Regions from separate parts of the Mus musculus genome. Here region 2 is linked to region 1. Evidence: chromatin loops called from intact Hi-C (ENCODE). Cell type or tissue: heart. All regions are shown on one strand. Links, peaks and the distances in the headings refer to the core of each region. The heading gives the core; the rest is flanking DNA.

Evidence for each region. Peaks named below come from ENCODE experiments on the same cell type or tissue, not always from the same donor. Only the 100,000 strongest peaks of a DNase experiment are listed, where the experiment ranks them.
Region 2: it touches region 1 in a loop (5-fold over the local background); 9 of 42 quality-filtered maps call a loop at or near these places.

Annotation. Positions count from the first base shown.
Region 1 is chr13:107,015,025-107,027,043 of GRCm38, forward strand. Kif2a (kinesin family member 2A) reads right to left here and starts at 7,331. Exons shown (of 21, transcript NM_001374727.1): 1 at 6,988-7,331. The coding sequence starts at 7,051. It overlaps 3830408C21Rik (RIKEN cDNA 3830408C21 gene), which reads left to right and starts at 7,546. Exons shown (of 4, transcript NR_015471.1): 1 at 7,546-8,958; 2 at 11,375-11,431. In heart, for the core only: a CTCF peak has its summit at 6,828; DNase peaks (open chromatin) are centred at 6,677, 6,767 and 7,357; H3K4me3 peaks cover 2,933 bases; H3K27ac peaks cover 2,338 bases.
Region 2 is chr13:106,941,802-106,953,820 of GRCm38, forward strand. It overlaps Dimt1 (DIM1 dimethyladenosine transferase 1-like (S. cerevisiae)), which reads left to right and starts at 5,328. Exons shown (of 12, transcript NM_025447.4): 1 at 5,328-5,482; 2 at 5,785-5,858; 3 at 6,900-6,986; 4 at 7,754-7,815; 5 at 7,891-7,984; 6 at 8,068-8,117; 7 at 10,017-10,140; 8 at 10,515-10,607; 9 at 11,633-11,697. The coding sequence starts at 5,404. In heart, for the core only: no CTCF peak of the experiment used is centred there; a DNase peak (open chromatin) is centred at 5,270; H3K4me3 peaks cover 2,306 bases; H3K27ac peaks cover 1,515 bases.

The sequences.
Region 1 (12,019 bases), core at 2,663-10,662:
TCAAAACAGCACAGATGTACACAGAAAATAGCATGTGTCTATTAGGATTAGTCATACCAGTAAATGATTTATTTCTTTGTTAGAATCCTATTCATTAAATTTCTACACACATCTGAATGTATGATATAGAATAACTTAATGAAATGTTATAAAAAACAGAAATAGATATTTCATTATTTTGATATGCTACAATCATTTAAGGTCTATATTTCAAAATACCTCTTACTCTAGTAAGTGTTTGAATTTGTAAGTTTTATTATAATGGGTAACGAGGAAAAATTATCAGAAATAAGAAAGGCCTACAAAAGGTCCTATTTAGAAACACGACTTTCCAGTGTGGGGAAACTGAACCTAGGCTCTCGGCCTGGGACAAGTCAACAGTGCTTATGACTGAACCCAGGGCTTTGCACTCTACCAATGAGGTAAAAGTATGACTTCTAAGAGAGACATGTAATACAACAAAAAGCTAACAAAATTAACTAACAGTGAGTAGATATACCGTTTCATTCTGTGTTCTCATTAGGCCAGATCTCACTGTCCACACACTTCATTTATTTTGTTCTATATATTATCTGTGTGGCATTTACAACATCTATGCATTCCTAAGCACTTACATGTCTAGAATGAAAAAACACTAATGTCTATTCTTAAAGATATTTTTATTTAATTTTAAAAATGTGCCTTTGTGTGTAAGGGTGTTTGGCCTGCAGGTATGGTATGGGGGCCCTGGTTCCTATGGAAGCTAGAAGAGGATGCCACATTACACAGAAACGAATCATAGCCTGTTGTAAGCTGTCACAAGTTGAACACAAGAGTACTGGCCACTTTCTTCCTCTTCAGTTGTGACCCAAACAGGCTTAGTGTGCCTCAATGGAAATGCTCATCTGCACACTCATCATCAGGTATACTGAAGACCCTATCCTGAAGTTCACTTGTTTCATATATATCTTACACACATAATTGTTCTTTAATGTGCCCATCTTTTGAGTGTAAGTCTTTATATAAGACCAGATATCAAATTTCAACATCACATCAAGTATTCAAAATTCCAGGTTTTATAGTTTCAGACTGCAGAGTCTCATATCAGAGATGTTCCATCTGAAATAGTACTTTAGCTTTTTCTTTTTTCTTTCTTTTTTTTCCCCCCAAGACAGGGTTTCTCTGTGTAGCCCTGGCTGTCCTGGAACTCACGCTGTAGCACAGGCTAGCCTCAAACTCAGAAATCCGCCTGCCTCTGCCTCCCGAATGCTGGGATTAAAGGCGTACGCCATCACTCTCAGCCTAGTTTTTTCTTAAAAAGCTGGAGTGTGACAGAAAGAAAACTGCATTTTTTCCCCCACAAGTTGACCAGTGGAGTAAAACTTGGTTTTTATCCAGAGTTTAAATGTCTATCCTTTAAGGAAAGAATTTGCTTTGACCTCAAAACAAGCAAACAACTAGAGCAGGCACTTTAGGTTACAGAGCAGAGTATGTGAAATCAAAAAGTGGCAGAGTTCAATTGCAGAGCTTGGCCAAAGATTACCGTAATTTTGTTGCTGTTTTGTGTTTTGATAGGGCTTCACCTTGCAGCCAAGACTGGCCTCAAACGTGCAGAGATCTTCCTGCCTCAGCTTCCCTCTGGAGTGCTGCATTCTAGAGATTATAAACTACCACAACCAGCTGGTCAATTTTGTATTAAAGGCAAGTATACCTGTGACTACAAAGAATGCATCCTGAGTGCCTCATCTATTCTGGGTTTCCACACTAGTTTGCTTTTCTGTGTTCCAGCAAGGACAGTTTAACTGGCTCCTTCCTGTTTCCTCCAAAATTAAAAAATACATGCACTTGACAATGAAAGTTAATATACAAACTTCCCCCCAATCTGTCACAGAATGGAGTGGCTAGACAATCAATCAATTAATCTATCAATCGATAGATACATACTTTTTATGATACTGGTGGGAGCAAAGGTGACTTTTAAAAACCTTCCATAGCTGACAGGAGCTGATATAGCTGTCTCCTGAGAGGCTCTGCCAGAGCCTTACAAACATAGAGGCAGATGTTCCCTTATTGGACTGAGCATGGAGTCCCCAATGGAGGAGTTGAGAAAGGACTGAAGGAGCTGAAGGGGTTTGCAGCCCCACAGGAAGAACAACAATCTCAACCAACCAGACCTCACAGAGCTCCCAGGGACTAAACCACCAACCAAAGAATACACATGGAGGGACCCATGGCTCCAGCTGCAGTGTAGCAGAGGATGTCCTTGTCAGGCATCAATGGCTGGAGAGACCCTGGGTCCTGTGAAGGCTCGATGCTCCAGTGTAGGGGAATGCCAGGGCAGGGAGGCAGGACTGGGCGAGTGGAGGAGCACCCTCACAGAAGCAGGGGGAAGGGAGATAGGATGGGGGGTTCCAGAGGGGAAACCAGAAAAGGGGATAATATTTGAAATGTAAATAAATAAAATGTCCAATTAAAAATAAGTATTTTTCTAAATACCAACTGAAGATATTCATAATTTGCTACACTTAGTAAAGACAAGTTAGCCTCTGACCAGGCTAGGTCCTCTTTGAACCATGTGACCTTGGCAAACCCTGATTCTACACCCATGAAATGTTGCATCCCTGGTCTTCCCTCCCTGCTCTTCACTTCCTATGCCGTGTGAGAACCCGATTACATGTTTAGAAGCACACGGACAACTATGCCTAATAAAAACACCACCAAAGCATTACTGCCTTAGTCACCTGCAAGAGGAAATGACCATCTACAAAACCACCCATTCTGTCCTATTGCCACAAGTCACATAATTATGACTGTATACTTATATTGTCCACTTTTATCATTTGAAGTGTGACTGTTCATTAGAAGCCCATTAAATGGTATGTAAGGATGAACCAGAATAAATGGCAAAGCATGTAAAGAATTGGGTCATTTAAAATCTTGGTAAGACTATCTGCCCCAAGCTCCACATTCCTAATTGCCCTTTAAACCCCCCACCTCAGGGCCTGGAGAGATGTCTCAGCAGTTAAAATCCCCATCTCCTCTGCTTCTCAGATGCTTTAATGAAGACACTGTTTTCTCAGCGTTTATTTAAGAAACAGGAATATTTTTCTCCCACAGTTTTAAGTCTTGTGACACTCTAGTAACTATTATTTATCACACAATGTGGCTCTAGACAATGCTCTGTGGTACTTTTTCCATGAGCAAGACACAATCTTCTACATACTGACCAGGCTGCAGGAAGCTGTATAAATCTAAAGAACAGAGAATTCCTTTTTCAATGTGATTCTGGGCAGTCAGGTTTCTGTTAGCAAAACAGGTTAACTTCCCCCAGACAAGATACACAATCTAGACAGTTTACCCATGCTGACCTATGACTCAGTTTCCATTTATACAAAATGAGAATTAAATAATCTTCCAAGACTTTCTTAGCTGAAAAATGTAAAATTCCCATTGGATAACACATCAACTAAGAGACCTCCATTGACCACCACCACCTCAGCTGCGCTTTTCAGGTATTCAGCTCTGCCCAGCCCCCTTTAGGGAAATCAGTCACTGATATGACAACTTTTACTTTAATAGTGCAGCTTTAAAACGTATTTTTCCCAATGAAGACTATCTAGCTATGCAGCTATATAACTGAAAGTTTTAGTCAATGAACTCCAAATAGACTGGAATCAAGTAATAGTAAGACAAAGGCAAGAAAATGGAGGTCTCTAATTTAAGAAACCTTCCAATTTCATACCAGTTTGCCTGCGACTGACAGCAATCTCTAGACTCAGAGCCAAATTTCTGCCATATCTGACTTCAGAATACTGAGGGGGAAAGGCATTATGAAACAAAACAAAACCCAAACAACTGATAAACCAACCTGGCCTTAGATCCCTCAATTTTACTCATTTCTGAGGATCCTGACCTGAGAGGCCATGAGGAAGGAGATTCCCCAGGTGAAGGTGAAAGTACAAAATGAGCAGAGATAGACGGGGTTCCACTTCCTGATAAATTCCAGATGATTGGCTAAAAGTCTTTAAATTTTGTTAAGTTACATTTATGCACACACACAAACTCACCCCACCCCTGCCCTCTGTGAGTGTGTGTGTGCATGTGTACATCCACATGCCATGGGCACATGTGGAGATCAAAGAACAATTGGAAGGGGTTGGGTTGCTCCTCTGTTGCCACCATCAATGTCCTGGAGACTGAACTCAGATCATCAGGCTGAGTCTTTTCACCAGCCCTAAACAAAGTTTGAAAACAAAACATCCAATAATGAGCAATGAACTCACCTGTCACCCACATGTGTGTGGGGGGTTATGCAGATGTATTGAAGCAATTCCTAACGCCATTAAGCATCGTAATCCTGTAACATCCTGGCTGTGGTTGGAGTGAGAGTGGATATCTTCACATGCCTCCACTGCCCTCTCTATCCCAGTGGTTCTCAACCTTCCTAAGGCTGCAACCCTTTAGTATATGTCTTCATGGTGTGGTGCCCCCCCCAACCATAAAATTACTTCATTGCTCCTTCGTAACTGTAATCTTGCTACTGTTATGAGTCACAATGTAAATATCTGATCTGTAACCCCCACAGGCTGAGGACCACTGCTCTCCAGTGAATGTCTACTTTAGTCATATCGTTTGAAAACATAAAGCAGTCCAGTTCTGAGTATCAATGCTTAAGGAAATATGCTGTCTCATGGATGAGACAGCAGGACTTAGGAATGCAGAAACCCACTGGTAAGCTGCTTTTAATCATCAGTGAGGACTTACTGGGGTTAGAATTTTTTGAAGATCCTCAAAGATACAAATAGGCCCATTTTGGTTCATGATTTGGCCTTTGGAATCTCTTAATATATGGCTGTCACTGATAGAGAAATCAGGGACAAAGATCATACATGCAGCGCAGTATCTATTACCTGGTTAGCAGCAGGCTGAAGTGGCCCTTCTTTATTTACTCCTATGATCTGAGTTTTCAGGATATCAGTGTTTATTCAACAACTAGGTTTATTTATTTAATTTTACTTTTTACAATAACCACTAGTATTTTCTCTATCACAGATCTGTTATAGAAGGAAGGAAAACAAAAGCAGCCTCTTGAAAGTGAAAAGAAGGAGCACGTGGAAGAGTCTCATGGAGACGGAACTGAACACTTTTAATCCCAGTGATTTCCTTTGAAAGTCACCCGATTTTCAGGGCTGAGGATGTAGTTCAATCAGTGAATGCTTGATCCTGGAAACCTCACAAATTGGCAGGAAGCAGGAGCTGTTCAGGGTCCTCAGCTATAAAGCAAGTTCAAGGCCAGCCCGAGATCATAAGGTCTCCCAAACTAAGAAATTCTAAATGTTGTTTTTACAAAGTTACCTACTTTGGCTCCCTGGCATTATGTAAGTATTTACATGATGTATAAGCATTTACACTATCAGTTAGGACAATACACAATGTACACACTTACTTCCTGAGGAAAATACTTTTGAAAATACAAAGCTTTTGTGTATCACAATTTCTGCTATAGGCTGAAATTAAAGACTGAAAGAATATTATAAACCTATATCCTAGAATCACCAAAGAACCAAAATTACTTCAATGCATAATTAAAAAAATGGCATCTCAGATAAAATCACTTGACTATAGAGCTATTTTGTAATGATTTTAGTTAAGATCTTTAAGACTGTAAAGAATATACAGTTTATTATACTTCAAGTTTTGAATTAACATGTAAGTCCTATATTTGTTAACATACTGCCAACCTACATTCACCAAAAAATAAAATGGCATTAGACAGCATAATGATTGCAAGAAAGTCATCTTCAGAGAATTGATAAAGCAAACTCCAATCCAAGTAAAGAAAGTATCCCTTTTCCGTTTGGTAACTTCTAAAGCTCTACAAGTTATAATGTATTTTCTCAAAAATATATAATACACAAAATAATCCTTCCAGTTACCAAATTACTTCAGCTGCAAAGAGGGAGAGAAAAAAAAAATCACTAACCACTTCCAACACATCATAAATAACAGGAAAACCAATCTACTCATGTATACTGATGTGACTTGATCAAATTTGGTAGAAACCAAGAAATGGGTGTTTTGGCCATGCCCTTATTAATTGCGGTAAAGGATGGTGAATAGGCCACAATTAAGTAAAAGGAATTGGGTACAAGTGAGATGCAGTCAAGAATCAATTCCTAACACTAGCATTTCATTCATCCCCTTCTACTCAGTTATTTCATTTACAATATGGATGATTTTCACTTTACACTTAGAAGTGATAAAAATATTTCCCCCCTACGAGGAACCTACAGCAACATCCATAAGCAGCCTATGGGTCTTTTTTTTTAAATGAATTAAACATGTCTCTTCCCCTCGCCTTACACTTCTCTCAGTTACCTCCCCAGGGTGTGAAAATATCAACATCCGGTCGCCCACCCTCTCAGGAGTGTCTCCCGTGGACTGCGTCCATCCTCTCTCCATCCTCTCCTTCCCTTTCAGTAGCATCACCTTGGTGAAGCGTACCGAGTATTTCTTTCCCGTTACTCCCCCACCCCTTTTCATGGCCGAGTGCAGCCTTCTCTGCACTTGGATCAGCAGAAGAAAGCAGCATGCTTGGGGGAGAACAGGCAAAGAGGCCTGACAACCGGATAGCACTTAACAACAACCGGATGGCTCCCCAATGGCCTCTGGCTGCCAGTCGGGTCTCTCGGTGCCGACATCCCCGATCTTCACGCTACCACCCTTTCCACGCCACCGAGGCAGAGACCGGTAAAAGGCAGAGTAGAGGCAGCGCGAGGCACGGGCAACCCTAACGGAGTCCCCTGGGGGGAGAGGACCGCGAACCCGGGAGCGGCTCCCGCCCTGCGGCCGGGGCCCCGCACTGCAGCGGCGCCCGGGCGGACCCCACGCCCGCCTCACCCGCACAACGCCGCACACAAAAGCGCCGGGCCGCCGCCTTCCCGCCCCCACAACCCGTAGAGCAATCAAAGGGGCAGCCGGCCCGACGCGGCCAGAGGCGCGGCTCACCATCGCTGCGCTTGATCTCCACGTAAATCCCGATCTGGATCTTGCCGAAGTTGGCCGTTGCCATCACCTCATCCGGAGCGGCGGCAGGCGGGCGAAACAGGCGGGGAGGGGGCGGGGTGGCGGCGGGAGGGGCAGCGGTGGCCCGCGTCCGCGCCGGTCCGGGAGGCAGCGTGGACGCGAGCGGGGCCGCGGCGAGAGCGGCGGCGGACGAGCGGGCTGAAGCCCCGGGCCTGCGGGCGGACGGGCGGACGGGCGGGCGGACGGGCGGGCGGGCGGGCGGGCGCGCACGCCGGGCGTCCGGGTGAAGCGAGGGCCGCAGCCGTGAGGCGGCGCGGGGGAAGAGTGGGAGGGCTCGCGCCGCCCGCCCCTACGGACGCTGGAGAGGCGGGGCGCCGCGCGCCTGCGCACACCCGGCGGCCCGCGGCTTCCTGCCGTGCGCCCGCGCGCTCGGGCTGCAGGCGGCCCCGCCCAGCTCGGCTGCGGCCTGGCGGCGGGCGGGGCTGAGCCGTCCGCGGGAACGGGAACGGGAACGGGAGCGCGCGCGGCCCGGCCGGGTACGAACCCGCGCCGGGTTTGATTCCGCACGCGGCGGCCTACGAGGCGCGGGAAACGACTCGCGACGTCCTTCCAGAGCTCCCGCTCCGCGTGCACGCTGCCGCAGGAACGGGTTGAGGGCCGAGTGGGATCGAGGCTTTCGGGGCGCGGGACTGAGGGGCACTGACCGATTAAAGAACTGGCTCAGTGCATTTCTGTGGCTGTCAGATCGCATGCCACTCCGGGGCAGCCGGTCCTTGAGGAACCTTATTAAGGCCGGGGCATGCCTGGTTCAGGCTTCCCATCAATTATGGAGGGTCGAAAGGGTGTCGTCCACCCTGAGTAGGAACGAAGACCTCCCCTTGCCCTTTACTTCCCAGCTCATTGCAATTCAAAGCGAAGCCCTCCTGGGCTACCAGCGGGCCTGTCCTGCTATCCTATTGCTTCAGTAGAGCTCAAGGCTTACTTGCCCTAGTCTCTAACTCCAGCAGCTATGACTCAAAATCAGAGCAGAGACTTGAAGAACGTTGAATAATGAGCCTCTTCTGCAGTCATGTGGCTGAGCTGACTACAGCAACATGGAGAGTGCCAAGCAGAGGGGGCCAGGTAGACAAGCGTGTAAACTGAAGTGTAACCTCCACCAGCTTTGTCGTAAATTCTTTGTAGAATGACTTACTACTCTCCTCAGTTACTCCCTGCCTGCCCATTCCTGCATCTTGGTTTCTTCATCTTCCCCCATGATCTAGGATAATATGATCTCTTCTCCTTCCCCCTGATTATTTAAATCTTCCTCTCACCTCCCTACATTTTTCACTTGTTATTTACTTTTTTTTTTTTTTTTTTTTAGATAGGGTGTCATTTGACCTAAGCTGGCCTTAACCATGCTATGTAGTGAGGATAATCTTGAATGCCTTACTGGTGTGAGCCATCACTTCTAGTTTATGTGGTACTGGGGATAGAATCCAGGACTTTGTACGTGATGAGAGCATTGTGGATGAGAATGGTTCATGTGCTTGAATACTTTGTCCCCATTGTTGGAACTGTTTGGGAAGGATTAGGAAATGTGCCCTTATTAGAGAAAGGGTTTCACTAGGATCAGGCGCTGAGGTTTCAAAAGACACCATTTAGAGTTAGCTTTCTAGACCTCTTACTTGTGCATCAAGAGGTGAGCGCTCAGGTGTTGAGGCCAGCATGCCTTTGTTCCACCATCATGGACTTCAAACCTAGGAAACCATAAGCACAGTGAAACACTTTTGTTTTGTCGGTTGTCTTGGTCATGGTGCTTTATCCCAGAAAGAGAGGCAACTACAACACCAACAAGCAAGTGTTCTACCAAGTGAGCTAAACTGCTAGCCCTGAAAGCCTACTGTCTTTGTAAAACCTGCTCCACCCACTCCAGCCTAGATGACTCTTCTGCCTAGGGATTCTTGCAAAGTGGTAAGTATCACTTTGTAAATAGACATGTTTGATCTATAACTATGTATACATAGGAACTTTTCTTTTTTTTCAAAGATTTATTTGTTAATATTTATATGAGTACACTGTAGCTGTCTTCAGACACACTAGAAGAGGATAGTAGATCCCATTATAGGAGATTGTGAGTCACCACATGGTTGCTGGAATTGAACTCAGGACCTCTAGAAGAGCAGCCAGTGATTAATGCTCTTAATCGCTGGGTCTTGCGCGCGCTCGACTGGCCAGGAAGAACGACGCTGCAACAGGATCCTTCTGCACAAGTTTATTGGGAGAGCTTGATTGTAGAGGCGAAGAGACCCCGAGCCCAGAACTGGTGCTGCTTTTATAGGCCTAGGAGAGGCGTGTCTCACACCCGGATTGGTTATGCACTACGCCTCATTTGCATGTTCCTTATCTGATTGGCTACTCTCTCTCTCTGTACCTCACAGAGCCTCATTATCATACCTCATTTGCATGTCTCACATCTGATTGGTTACTCTCTCAGTACCTTACAGAACCTCATTATCATACCTCATTTGCATGTCTCACATCTGATTGGTTATACTCTCAGTACCTTACAGAACCTCATTATCATGCCCGGGCCAGGCAGTGTCTTTGCAAAAAACTTTACTGCATATGTACACATTGGTTGTTTGTCCAAACTTATGCGTGGTGGCCAGCAGTAGTCAGTGCCACTCTGCAACGGCACATGTGGCTTCCCACAACTGGGCCTCTCTCCAACCCTTCCTCATCACCTCCTCCTCTCTCTGTCTCTGTCTCTGTCTCTGTCTCTTTCTCTGTCTGTCTGTCTGTCTCTCTCTCTCTTTCTCTCTCTCTCTCTCTCACACACACACACACACACACAAATTCTTATTGCATGGAATAATCCTGGACAGAACCAACTTAAGGGGAGAGAAGTTTAGTTTTGCCCAGAATTCAAAGGATACAGTCCATTGTGGTGCGGAAGACATGTCAGTGGGAGTGTGTGACAGAGGTACCTCACCTGTTGGAAGATCAGGGAGCAGAGAATGGGACTGGTCCCTGGGCTGAGATATAGCCTCAAGTTTTGTCCATTGGTCAATATCTACCAGCTAAGCCCCATGTTCCAAAGGTTTCCATAGTCTACCGAAACAGTACCATCCAGCTGGATGAAGACCGTGTGTGCCAAAGCCCCATGGGGCCTGTGTCATATTCAAACCATAGCATTATGGTCATTTGTCCTCCATGTTTAAAGTTCTGAAATGCCAATGGAACATAGGTCGCATAAAGTAATATAAAAGTAACTTTTACTCTCTTGTAATAATTGTCATCTCGGAGGCTTACTGCTTCCGACTGCTAACCTGTGCCTTGTCCCAGGAGCTTCTAGCCTCCTTACAATCTAATCTAGACCTAGCGTGTTTTCAGCCCCTGAGACTTTGTGCCGACTAAGCGACTAAGCTCACCCTTCCTTTTTCTTTCTGATCTCTGGCCGGCTGTTTTGTCTCAAACTCCTCTCAAGCTCACTGATTCAATCTGGCTTCTCTGCATGTCTGGCTTTTTGCTCTGCTTGGTCTTGAACTATCTTTGGCAATCTTCTGGCTCCTTCTCATTCTCTGGCTCATTCTATCTTCACCTGTGTCTAGCTTGTTCTCTCTTCAACCTGTCTCTGTAAAACTGTCCTAGGAAAACTGCCCTCTTCTTTCCAATTCTCTTTTTGTGCTGCTCTGTTCTCCCTCTCAATTCTGTCTTGTTCTCCACAAACTACTGTGTTCCTGTACCACACTCCCCTCCTCCTGTGCTCTCGGTCTCTCCCTCAAGTGGCTTCCTTTTCCTCTCTCTTCTCATGAGAGTTGGGCAGATCTTATTGTGTCAGATCTTTCTCTGACTCATCATTTTTCTGTCCTCTCAATGAGACATCACTTACAAACTCGGATGCTTCCTTCTCCCAACGAACTTTCCCTTCATTGTCTGAGATTAAAGGTGAATACTAAGGGCATGTCTGTATTCCAGCCAGAGGGATTAAAAATGTGTGCAAAGGGCTGAGCCACACCCTAACTAGAAACAGTTTCAAATATCCTTTCACAAAGTAACATGCTGTTAACATTAAGTAGTATAAATGTACTTAAAGCATTTCGGATTCAGTTTTCTGTTAGAATTCTGAGGTTTTTTGCTTGACTTCATTTGTGTTAGTTTCTAGTAAATAAGGAAGTAAACTTGCTTGGGTGTTTTGTATGATACTCATCATATTTATCTAATATCATTAAAAATAGTTTATTATAAAACAAAGTGGAAATGTATCAACATTGGGCTTTTATCCAACAACCCCACCACCACCACCACCATAAAGAAATTGATACATTTTTGTTTTTCCGTTTTCACTCTTTGGTTTTGTATTGTTTACATTTTGTTCATCCCCTAGATTTGCCGGCTTTTTGAGATGAGATCTTCGGTAGCCCAAACTATCCTCACTATGGAGGTAAGGACAACTTGGAATTCCTAATTCCTGTCTCATTTTCCTACCTGCTCTTGTTGCATCTATGTGCCACTGTGGTTGACTTATTTTGATGTCCCCCACCAAATCTTTCATATGGTATTTGAACTAAGCCGAGTTAACAATCTTTTTGTCCTGTATTGGTTTTTAGTTTGGGGTTTTGTTGTTTGTTTGTTTGTTTGTTTTAGTGGGGTTTAGTGTTTGGTTTCATTTTGGTTTCCATCTATCATACCTTCTGTATCTTTGCTATGGTTTGAATGTGGGATTTTTTGTGTTGTTTTGTTTTGTTTTGTTTTCCCACTACAAAGATTCTTGTGATTGGTGGTTGGTCCCCAAACTAAAGTCATTGTGGTGGTTGGAATTCTGAGCTGGGACCTGGTAGGAGATGACTGGATCATGAGAATACCACCTTCCAAAAGATTAACAACTGTCTCCAGAGAATGGGTTGGGTCTTAGGTGACTGAATTAGTTCTTTTAAGAGCAGATGGTTGGGGCTGGTGATAGGAACGCCTACTGCTCCTCCAAAGGTCCCGAGTTCAAATCCCAGCAACCACATGGTGGCTCACAACCATC
Region 2 (12,019 bases), core at 1,647-9,646, 74 kb before region 1:
CGTCTTTTACCAGAGGGGAAAAAAAGCCATCAGCCTTGTGAGATCTAGACTATTTGCCGCTTCTCTGACTGGGCCTAGGGTAGAAGACAAGATGAGAGGTTAGAAACATAACTAAGATGAGGGCAAATTTGGGGTGCTGAGCTGGGACTAAAGGTGACTGAGCAGCTAAAATTAAAGACAGATTTAGTGTGCTGACCTGGGAGTGAAAAGAAGGGTGCAATAGCCAGGGAAGGCTTAGAGGAGCCTGGCCATTGGAAACAAAAAACAAAAAACAAACAAACAAAAAAAAAAAAACCCAACAATAACAATAATTGGCCTCTGTGTGTGTGTGTGTGTGTGTGTGTGTGTGTGTGTGTGTGTGATCTGTGGATCCGAGGGAACCTGGGCGGAGCTGGTAGCTCAGTCCACCTGCAGCTTAAAGCAGTGTAGCAAAAACTGCACACTATAGCATCTAATTTGGAGCGAGAATCCACTATTAATTGAAAAACTCTTGGATGGATTACACATACACAATAATATAGTGTAATAGGGGGGAGAACTGGTTTCTCAGCTGAGCAGAGCCATGTCGTGGCTCCAGAGTGCAAAACTAGAACAAATGAACACAGCCACCAGCCAAGGATTTACCCAGAGCCCTTTTAAAAGGATCCTAGCAGCCTCAGAGAGCCTTAGCTGAGACGCTGAGAGCCCCTGTTGTACAAAGAGACAAGATGACTGCCCTGAGACAACGAATCAGCCTACTTCCTACAAGCAAATAATCTAAAAAATAGAGATACATAAAGTTTAATTGAATTGTTTTTAAGGATAAAAGGAAATAAAATGATAATTGTCTAAATGTTCTCAAGTATACAGAGATATTAAACTCCACAAAAGGGAGAAGTTAGAGATTAGATGAAAAAAAAAATCCTTTAGAGAAGATTGAAAATGGTCTTGCCAAGGGATATACTCAAAAATCTCTGAACATGGTCTATTGGTGGGATATCTTTGCCTGGTATTACTAGAGCCTAGAAATAGGCTTATACAATAAGTAGACATAGATAATAAAGAGTTGAGGCTTTCGACTTTTTAAAATTAGGTTGAGGGCTGGAGAGATGGCTCAGCAGTTAAGAACACTGAGTGCTCTTCCAAAGGTCATAAGTTCAAATCTCAGCAACCACATCATGATTCACAACCATCTGTCATGAGATCTGATGCCCTCTTCTGGAGTGTCTGAAGACAGCTACAGTGTACTTATATATAATAAATAAATAAATCTAAAAAAAAAATAAGTTAAAAAAATAGGTTGAAAATCAGAGGAAAGGGAGCCTACCCTACCTCACACAATAGAAATCCAGGCCTTGATCTCATGAAGGTCAAGATAAGAGACAAGAGAAACACCCTCTCGTCCGTTATTGTTTATTTAGATTGCTTTAATTGCTTTAAATTGTTTTATCAAAATGAGCCGAGGAGACCTGGGGGGGGGGGGCGGGGTGCTGGTGGCATGGTCCTCCTGGAGCTTAAAGTGGAGCTGCTAAAACTACATGCTTTATATATCTGTCTCACAAAATTGTTCAGAGGAGTTAATAAGGGTAATGATGTACTTAAATGCTACCTGGACTGCAAATGGGTTGTTAGTGTGCTTGTCACTCCCAACCTTCCCACTCCTCAAAAGCAAATGTGTGTGTGTGTGTGTGTGTGTGTGTGTGTGTTGGCCAGGGCCAGGGATGTGAGGTAAGTGCCTTTGTGTGTGTGTGTGTGTGTGTGTAAATGAGAGGAGGAGTTTCAAAACTAGGTTCCAGCTAGTGTTTTGACCTGCTAAACCATCCCTTGAATACTTTTTTTCTTCTTTCATAATTTTAAGTGAAGCAGTGTTAATTAATTTTTTTAACTATCTTTTTTTTTCCATTTTTTATTAGGTATTTAGCTCATTTACATTTCCAATGCTATACCAAAAGTCCCCCATACCCACCCACCCCCACTCCCTAATTTTTTTTTTAATTTTAGCTTTCTTATAACCTCTACATTTAAACATTTAAGTCAATATTGGGAGGGAAAAGGGATAACATTTTCAAAAATCTCTTTTCAGAATGAATAGTTTATTATTCCAAACATCCAAATTAAATGTCTCCTGAAACCAAAGCTAACTCTCTCCAAAGATCCCACCGAGATAAAAAGCATTTTAAAAAAAAAAAAATCATGTTCTATTTGGGCAGTGCATTTCACCGTTTCCTCTGCTTCCAGCTGACTTTCAGAAACAACACCATAGTAGCTCATAAAAATATACAGATCTCATTGGCTTTTTAAACATTAAAACATTGTTGGGATAATCCTTTGGTTCACAGTTGAAAGGCTGTCTTTGCATTATTCAAGTGTTGGTTTCCATACCAGCAGAGAGTTTAGTACTGTCTGACTTTGGTAGTGTTACTTTTAGGGATCATCAGCTGTCTCTGTAAGCTCTTGTCCATCACTTCTGATCCGTTTAATAAAGAGCTGACTGCCAGTAGCTGAGGAGAACAGGAATGTTGGGCAGAGATAGGAACTGTGGGAAGAATCGAGAGGCAGCAATTCTCCATCAACACATGGAGGAGGTCGTACATACCAGGACTGCGTAATGGGTAAAGGGAGAGTCATGTAGCAAATGTAGACTTGAATCACTGGGTTAATTAAGTTAGAAGAGCTAGCTGCAAGGTGGCCAACTAAGGCCTAAGCTATAGCAAATAATGCTTCGAGTGCAGATTTTAATGTTTTGATATACCAAATCTTCATTGTACACCACTTCAAAACCTGTCTAGGGCTCACCTTGAACTATGGGTTGTATAGGCTTCACCTGCCAAGTACTGTCCTGTCGTGTGTAGCTTTTGCTACCCTGCCTAAGCTCTGGAACTGGCTGCGATACCAGCCCCCACCCAGCTTCCCTTGAATCTACAAATTTAAACACACACACACACACACACACACACACACACACACGTGCTGGGCGGTGGTGGTGCACGCCTTTGATCCCAGCACTCAGGAGGCAGAGCAGGCAGATTTGTGAGTTCAAGGCCAGCCTGGTCTACAAAGTGAGTTCCAGGACAGCCAGGACTATACGGAGAAACCCTGTCTCGAAAAACCAAAACCAAAACAAACAAACAAACAACCCCACCCCCACACGCACCAGTTAACCTTAAAACGCCTTTGCTAACTCAATGACTGAGCACTGCTAAACCTCTTCTGCCACTCCAGGTATAATCGGACAGAGTGTCCATTAGCCACTCAAAAAGGAAAACTCACATGGCTGGTTGGCATTATCTCCTACAGCTCCTCCTTCTTCTTCCCCAGCTCTCTCCATTCTGCCTTCGTCCTCCCACTCAACTCTAAGTGTCCCTCCCCATTCTCAGTCATCGGGCGCTGGTATCTTTATTGATGGATCAAGAGCCAGTTGGAGAACCTGAGCATTAGAACTAACCCCTACACTGTCCTGATTCATTTCTTTTAGTTTTTTCTTCTGTTTTGTTCAAAAAGTAGTCAGATTCTTGTTTGTCCTGTTCATCACTGTCGTAATGCTGACAGTCCAGGAATGTCCATGCAGAAAAATTCTCAAATTACCAAAGCTGCCATTTTCGTGTACCTAGCCTAGGTTGTAATTGTTGTGGTCCTGATAGGTGTGCAGTGACCTTGCATCTGAAAAATGAACTGAAGGCCTTTCAGCATGGTCTCAACATCAGCTTTGGGGCCGAGTGTGAAGTCTAGCATGCGCAGTGCTGCTGCCATAGGGAAGAGAAGGCTGGCGCCATGTCCCTGGGAGGTAGACCAGGAGTCTGGGGTATTGCTAGGTGTGTGAGACTGCACACCTCCCCCTTTTAAAAATAAGCTATTTGTAAAAGCAGTGGTGATGTCATGTTCAGATTCCACGAAGGAACTTTGAATTGCTGAGTGCCAGTAACTGCGAGGGGAAGCTTAAGTTCCAGAAAGAAAAACAACGCCATAATTTTTTTTTTTTTTTTTTTTTTTTTTTTTTTTTTTGCTAATCGCGTATTTTGGCTTTTGTAACTGTAGTTAGCTTGCAACTGCGGGATGGGAACCTTGAGGGCTTTCCAGGCTCAGAGATGAATGAACTTGGGTCCGGAATACCCAGCTGTAGTCACCTGCGGCTGGAAGAAAGGCTTTCCATTGGCTCATAGGCAGTGTTCAAGTGCTCCTTGGTGGGAACCCCATAATAGTCGACTATAAATAAAAGATTATATTAGGATATTTTAGAACTTTCCCTGTGCTCGAATTACAGCAAAGAAAGGAAGGACTAAAACCTAGGCTACGAGAAAAAAAAAAAAAAAAAAAAAAGCCGGGCGGTGGTGGCGCACGCCTTTAATCCCAGCACTTGGGAGGCAGAGGCAGGCAGATTTCTGAGTTCGAGGCCAGCCTGGTCTACAAAGTGAGTTCCAAGGACAGCCAGGGCTATACAGAGAAACCCGGTCTTGAAAAACAAAACAAACCAAAAACCAAAACAAACAAACAAAAACCTAGGCTACGGAACAGGTTCTTAGCAGTAGCCTTTGGTGGTTGATTGCAAAGACTTTCTTCAGCGCACAAACAGAAAAATTAAAACCGAAACATTACACTGGCAAGAAAAACAGCCATGAATCTTTTATTCTGTATGTTACAGCCCGGCGTATAATCCCATTACAATATCCAACACATACCTGTAATCAATCCCATTTACAGGGTTTTGAAATTGTTATAGCCTTTATCTTTCAATAAATAAACATTGAGAGCAGCATATTTTAACTATGACATTCCAGTGCTGGAACTCAGCAAAACGACGAGAAAATGAACAAAAAGCATAGAGAAGTAACCAGTAAGTGCCGTGTTGGAACGAGAGCTAATTCTAATCTAACTGCTTTCCACAACGGAGAGACATGTTACCCTAAACCACCAAGCTCCGTGTCCATCGAGCCTAGGCTTCTCAGCCCACAACCTGCAGGGAAACAGGAGAGACACGAGAGATCTTTCCGCAGATATCAGAATGTCCCAGGGCAGTGCCAAATGAAGCACCCAATTTGCCGAGACCCAACCAATCCTAACTGCCTGCCTGAGCGGCGCGGTTTCCTCTGGGAAATCGGGCTCTTGGGGAAGTTGTTGCTCCAGCTAAAACTCTAAAATCCGGTGGCTAACCCGCTGGAGCCAGCCTTGCCTCCGGAGGAGCTCACCAGACAGAAACTACAATCTCAGCAGCCACTGGGCTCGAGTCCGCCTTGCCGCGGGAGGAGCCCATAAGAGACTACAATTCCCAGCAGCCACTGGGCTCCGGCCTGCCGCTGACTGGGTGGGTCGGTGATCGCAGTGGGCGGGGAAGTGGGCCTCTCGGGCGCCTAGTCGTGACGGCGACTGAGGGCGACTTCCACGCGGTTCCCGGCTGCTTTCGCTTGGCACAGGGACTCCTCCGAGAAGATGCCGAAGGCCAAGTCCGCAGCGAGTAGCCGCCGGCGGGATCGTCAGGAGCAGCGCCGGGAGCTGAAGCGAGCTGGAGGTGCGGTGTGGAGGATGCTTGGGACTGACCCGCGGCGGGGGAGCCCTACGGTGGCCTGCGCCTCTAGCCGCCCCGAGGAGGGTGGGCGCTCAGCGCTGACCCTTCCCCGCGCGCGCCTGGTCTTCCTTGCCAGCAGGAGGGATGGATGGACTCAAAGATACATCCCAACCCCGGCCGGGAGCGCGGCGCTTGTGGATGCATTGGAGCAGAAACCGTCCCGGGTCCATCCTGCTTCTCTGGGACGGCCTGAGATCGGTTCTTGAAAAGTTGGGAAATTAAGGCTGCTTCGTGTTTTATTTCAGGACTCATGTTCAACACAGGGATCGGACAACACATTTTGAAAAATCCTCTAATTGTTAACAGCATCATCGATAAGGTGGGTGTTAACGATGAAAGGCAGAGCGTTTGTGGATTGTATTTTTCTGACTACTTAATGCCTGTATGCCTAAGTTGCATGCCCATAATTATCCCAGCATTTGGGGAAGCTGAGGCAGGGTGATATGCTCGACCGCAGCCTACATACTAAGAAAATATAAACCAAGATAGGGTGCCTGACAGAATAGTTGCTCTGTATGTATATGTTGGATGGGTTGAGAATTGCCCAGTGATTTCCAGATTATTTCCACTTTTTGGAGGCTCCATCTTGTTTTTGGAACTGGGTCTCATGTAATTCAGGGTGGCCTCAAACATGGTGTGTGTCAAAGCCAGCCTTGAACTCCACTTTGCAAGCGTGTATCATTTTGATCACTTTCTAAGTACATCATCGTTACTCTTTTTATTCCAGACCGTAAATTTACGTCCAAATCACACTGAGTTTGTTCCTCAGGAAAAGATATGGTACTGCATATGAACTGTTTGGAGGATTCCTTCTGTATGGGTTACTGTGCTGTGCTTATGGAGGATTGAGGGCCTGGAGGTAAAATACAGACGGTACAGGGAGCATCCTGGAGCCATAGAGTATAGTTCTCCAGTCTCACCGAATATTCTACTCATAAGCATATGCACACTGGTAACGTTTTGTATGGTTACTATATTCTTAAAACTGTACAGTGGTTAAGAATTGAGAAATCTTTTCCATTTGAATGCACTCTTTCCCATTTGAACTCTTTGGAAGTTACAATTAGTTACAGTTTGCTGGAATTATTGCCAATGTAGAAAGCAGGAACCCACCAGTAGAACCGATTGCTCTTGCTTTTGTTCTGGCTCCAGAAGCTGAGTATATCCCCTAAGTTAGGAAATACAGGTTTTCACTTATACCTAATGCCTTTGAGGTACTACTGCTGTTAACCACATAAACCCTGAAAAAAATGAAGCCAGAGTAAAATGTCTTTAACTGTACATTGATAAACAGAAACAGTCACTTACAGACTTTGTGTTCAAGTGGGCCAGAGCATAAAGGAGTTGTGTTTATTTATAGGCTGCTTTAAGACCTACCGATGTGGTGCTGGAAGTTGGGCCTGGGACTGGCAATATGACTGTCAAGCTGTTAGAAAAGGCCAAAAAGGTAAAAGTGGGGTTTCGTGTGTTACTCTCAAATTAGCTCAGCTGGTTTACAAATGTGAATGTTTTAATAAATTGGCATTGTTCCAATAGTAGTTAGTGGGCCCTTAGAAATTTTATCTCTAAAAATGAGATCTTTCTATCAAAGAAAACAAAATCTACACTTGATGTATTGGTGGGTGATCTAATATAGGAATGGGCCATGTGTTTAAAGGAGTAATAATAAAATAGAAAGTCTGAGATAACCCACAGGGCAGCAGCTAACCATTATGAAGCCTGGAAGAACAGAGCCGTGAAGTTAAAGTCATTAGGACCAAGTTCAGCAGGAGACTCAGAGGGTAGGATGATGATGAAGAATGGGTCAGGGAGTCAACCAGAATCAGAAACTCAAATGGCTACGATGTAGAAGTGGTCACGACACTTGGTGAAGCCCCTGTGGATGTGGCAGGAAAATAGTTCAGCTTTATCCACTTCCATTCACCTGGAGTGCTATGGTTTCTACTCTGGATGTCAGTTGATGAGAGTACTTGTAGGTCCCTTCTATGCTGTCTAAAAACCACTAACTACATAAAGTGTTGTCATCATCTGTTCAGTAACACAGCATGGAGACAGATCAGACAGGATGTTGTTTTAAGTGTAGAAAAGAGTAGAGCTGGTGTTTGTGTTAAGACTGAAAAAAGCTTAAGTCATTGTAGCTCCTATGAGTTATTACTGGGAGGGTAAAAAACATTTATACTCCACAATCAAGCTTTTTTGTTATTGTTAATCTAGGTAGTTGCCTGTGAACTTGATCCAAGGCTAGTAGCTGAACTTCACAAAAGAGTTCAGGGCACGTGAGTATATGTAATAACTAAAGGGCATTTCAGTCTTCTCAAACAAGCTCTTACAATTTCTCTCCTTGTTTTCAGGCCTCTGGCCAGCAAACTCCAGGTCCTGGTGGGAGATGTACTGAAATCAGATTTGCCATTCTTTGATGCTTGTGTGGCAAACTTGCCTTATCAGGTATTTCTCAAGCTGTCAGAAGCGTCACACTGAGCATTTCTCTGGTGTGTCCTTCCTCAGAGCTAACTGTAATTCTCTTTCAGATCTCCTCTCCCTTTGTCTTCAAGTTGCTGCTCCACCGGCCATTTTTCAGGTTTGTGCAAAACAGTCCCTGTTAAGCTTTAGACAATTCTGGCAAGAAACACAGGGGGGAAAAAAAACCACAACAAGAAACTGCTGGAGAACTTTGTAGAAAGTAACAGTTTCTGGGACAGGAGTGTGGTAGCTCAGTTGTTGAAGTGGCGTGCTTATTAGTATCCAGAAAGCCCCTAGGTCAGTCTCCAGCAGCACAGAAAACTCAGCATGGTGGTGAGCACTTGTACCCCAGCACTTGTGAACGAGAAGCAGGGGATCACGTCATACTCGTCTCTGGTCACACAGCTAGTCCAGGGCCAGCCTAAGTTACCTAGTAGCCTGCTCAGAGATAGAACACACATGAGTGCACACACATGTGAAAATACTGATTTCCAGGGAGGTCCTTTAGGTGATAAATTCTTAGGGCTGATAAATGTGTGTGCATGCCATCCCTTCTACATTTTAAATTCTAATCCTCTTCAATAGATATTAAAATTTTTTCTTATGTGTAGATACTTGGAGTAACTTCTTAACTGGTTATTAAAACAGTATGTTTTATACCAGTACTTTAAAGCTAAGACTACTTACTGTTTATAAAATAAGTTCATAAATTGTGGGGGCCATAACCATCTTTTTTAAAAAGTTGTGTGTTTGTGTGGAGTGTTTCTCCATACTTACAGAGGTCAGAGGACAACTTGAAGGCTGTCAGGGATCAAACTCAGGATTGGAAGCATGTCTTTACCCCTCCTCCCATTTCCCTTTTAAATGGTATAGAACAGATCGTATTAGAAGATGAGTGCATGTCGGTTTTATGAAAGTTTTGTTCGGGATATGTAAACATTTACAGAAAATTCTGAAGGCTGAGCTAGGACGATTGTGAATTTAAGACCCACTTGGGCAACTTTGTGAGACCTGATCTCAAAATCAAAAGCAGAAGGGCTGGAGAGAAAGCTCAGTGGTAGAGCATTTACCTGCAGGGTGAGGCCTTTGCTTCAGTTCCCAGGATACCACACACAAAAAGTCAAATAGAGTTTTGAAAATGCTCTTTTCTTCACTAACATTTAAAACTGTTACCAGGGCTGGTGAGATGGCTCAGTGGGTAAGAGCACCCGACTGCTCTTCCGAAGGTCCAGAGTTCAAATCCCAGCAACCACATGGTGGCTTACAACCATCCTTAATGAGATCTGACTCCCTCTTCTGGAGTGGCTGAAGACAGCTACAATGTACTTACATATAATAAATAAATAAATCTTTAAAAGAAAAAAAAAACTGTTACCATTGCTTGCAGAAGAAAAAGTCTACACACTTTAAATTGTTAAACCAAGGGAACCCTGGACATTGTAACCTACCAGGCCATACCTCAGATGTAATTCCAACTACAGCGCAAACATAGTTCTTCTGTGAAGTCAAATTTACTGTTTATTTGGGGGGTGGGGGGGTGGGGAGGAGGTCCCAGAAGGCATCTAGATTATTAAGTACATAATAAGATCTAAATACTACATAGTTGTTTATCTAAGCCCCAAGGGAACGTCATCTTCATTGAGGCTAGGAGTACAACCATCTGTTTGTGTTCTACCTTCTGATCATATTGTCAATAACCATACATCCTCCCAGGACAATGAACTAGTTACAATTACAACTAAGGACTTTGCAGATTGCTCAGTGGTTAAGAGCATATGTTACTTTTGCAGAGGACCGGGGTTCTACTCCGAGGACCCACATGGCAGCTAACAACTGGCTTTAATTCCTTATTCTAAGGATCCACATCTGACCTCCATGGGCACCAAATTCGCACACAGTGCAAATACAAGTAGGCAAAACACTCAGACACACAAAACAAAAATCAACAAAAGTTTTTAACTGAAACTATGCCAGTAATTGAAAATGAACGATTCTTGTTCCTCTGCTTCCTTTTCAGATGTGCTATACTTATGTTTCAGAGAGAGTTTGCTCTTCGATTGGTTGCCAAGCCTGGAGATAAATTATACTGTAGACTCTCCATCAACACACAGCTTTTAGCACGCGTGGACCATCTAATGAAGGTATGAGGTTTATTTTAATTCATCTTGGAACACTTTGCCTTGCTTCTGAAACCCCACCTTCCACCAACCCTCTTTTTGAGACGGGGGTCTTGTTCTTTAACTCAGGCTAGCCTAGAATTATCAACTTCTCAAATGCTGGAGTTACAGGCCTAAGCCACACTATATCTGGCCAACAGAACATCTTTGATTAACAACTTAAGGTTACCCTCGCCAGTTATGGTAGCATACACCTTCAATCCCAGCAACCAGGAGGCAGTGGGATGAAAATCTCTGTGAGTTCCATGCCAGTCAAGACCTACAAGGTCAGCCCTTGTGCCAAAACAAGAAGGAAATAAAGTTGCCTCAGAGAGGACTAAACATGTTCTGATTAACAGGTGGGGAAGAATAACTTCAGACCGCCCCCCAAGGTGGAGTCCAGCGTGGTCAGGATAGAACCTAAGAATCCGCCACCACCAATCAATTTTCAGGTGAGGCCAAAATACCTAGGTTGTAAAATGTCATTCCAAAGCAACAAAACAATACTCAGTCGACCTAAATATCCAAATCGAAGAAGGTAGGAATGGGGACTAACTTGATGTTGAATAGTTCTGAGTACACACAGTGTGTGTAAAAGGCAGAATGACTAGAATATAGGTGCATTTCAAAACTTGAGATTATAGTTGCAAAAAACCACTGTAAAGTTAAAATAATTGTGTTTGAATAGTATCATGATAACACTGTTTGGTTATCATGATAACCCAAAGCAAGTGTGCCCCAGTTGGACTGCATCCTCAGCCTTTGGGGCAAACGTGTTTGAATTAGAATACTACTGCTTTAGGGGGAAAAAAGCTAGCCCATTTGATATAAAATTTAACTAATTACATAAGAGAAAAACTTGTTGGACGAGTGACATCCTAAATCATGTTGGTGTTTTAAACTTGATGTTTTGTTTCAGGTTTCAGTTCGTTTTGTTTTTGTCTTTTGGTTTTGTTTTTTGTTTTTTTAAGATAGGGTCTCGAGTGGCTCCAATTCTCTATGCACGGGATGACCTTAGTTAGACTCCTGATTGTTAAGTGCTGGGATCATAGGCATGTGCCACTGTATTTGGAAAGTGATCCTAATGCCATATTATGAATGGCAATTATGAAGCCGGGCGTGGTGGCGCTCGCCTTTAATCCCAGCACTCGGGAGGCAGAGGCAGTTTCTGAGTTCCAGGCCAGCCTGGTCTACAGAGTGAGTTCCAGGACAGCTAAGACAACACAGAGAAACCCTGTCTCGAAAAACCAAAAAAAAAAAAAGAATAGCAATTATGAATGGAATTTCCCCACTCAACTAAAAAATGATAATATATTTAGAGATACACACAAGTGCAGAGATGTGTATTGTTTTGCATATCTGCTAGTTAGATCAAAACGTATGACATTGTCATTCCCCTGGCTTTGTGTGTTAGAAATGAAGGAGGAGTAGATAGGAAGTTGGATATTCTGAAGAAAATATCGTTATTATATTTCAGGAATGGGACGGCTTAGTAAGGATCACTTTTGTTCGGAAAAACAAGACACTGTCCGCTGCATTCAAGTAAGTAGCTACAGTTGTGATGGTGAGGAACCAGGTTTCAGTACTGTCATAGCATTTGCTGCTTTATCATAAACAGGTACCCTAAAGTACAACCATTACTCATGTCAGACAGACTTCACCTTTTCAAATTTCATACTAGTCTGAGAGGCAAAATTTAAGAAAATTGGAGTTAGGAGTCAAATTAGTTTTTCTTTGCAAAAGAGAAAAAAGTAATTTAGCCACAAATTTTCAAGTTTGTGCTTCTGGGTTCTCTTCTCTCCATTTCACTGTAAGTGGGGACATGTGTCATGGTGCACATGTGAGGTCAGTGGGCCACTTTGAG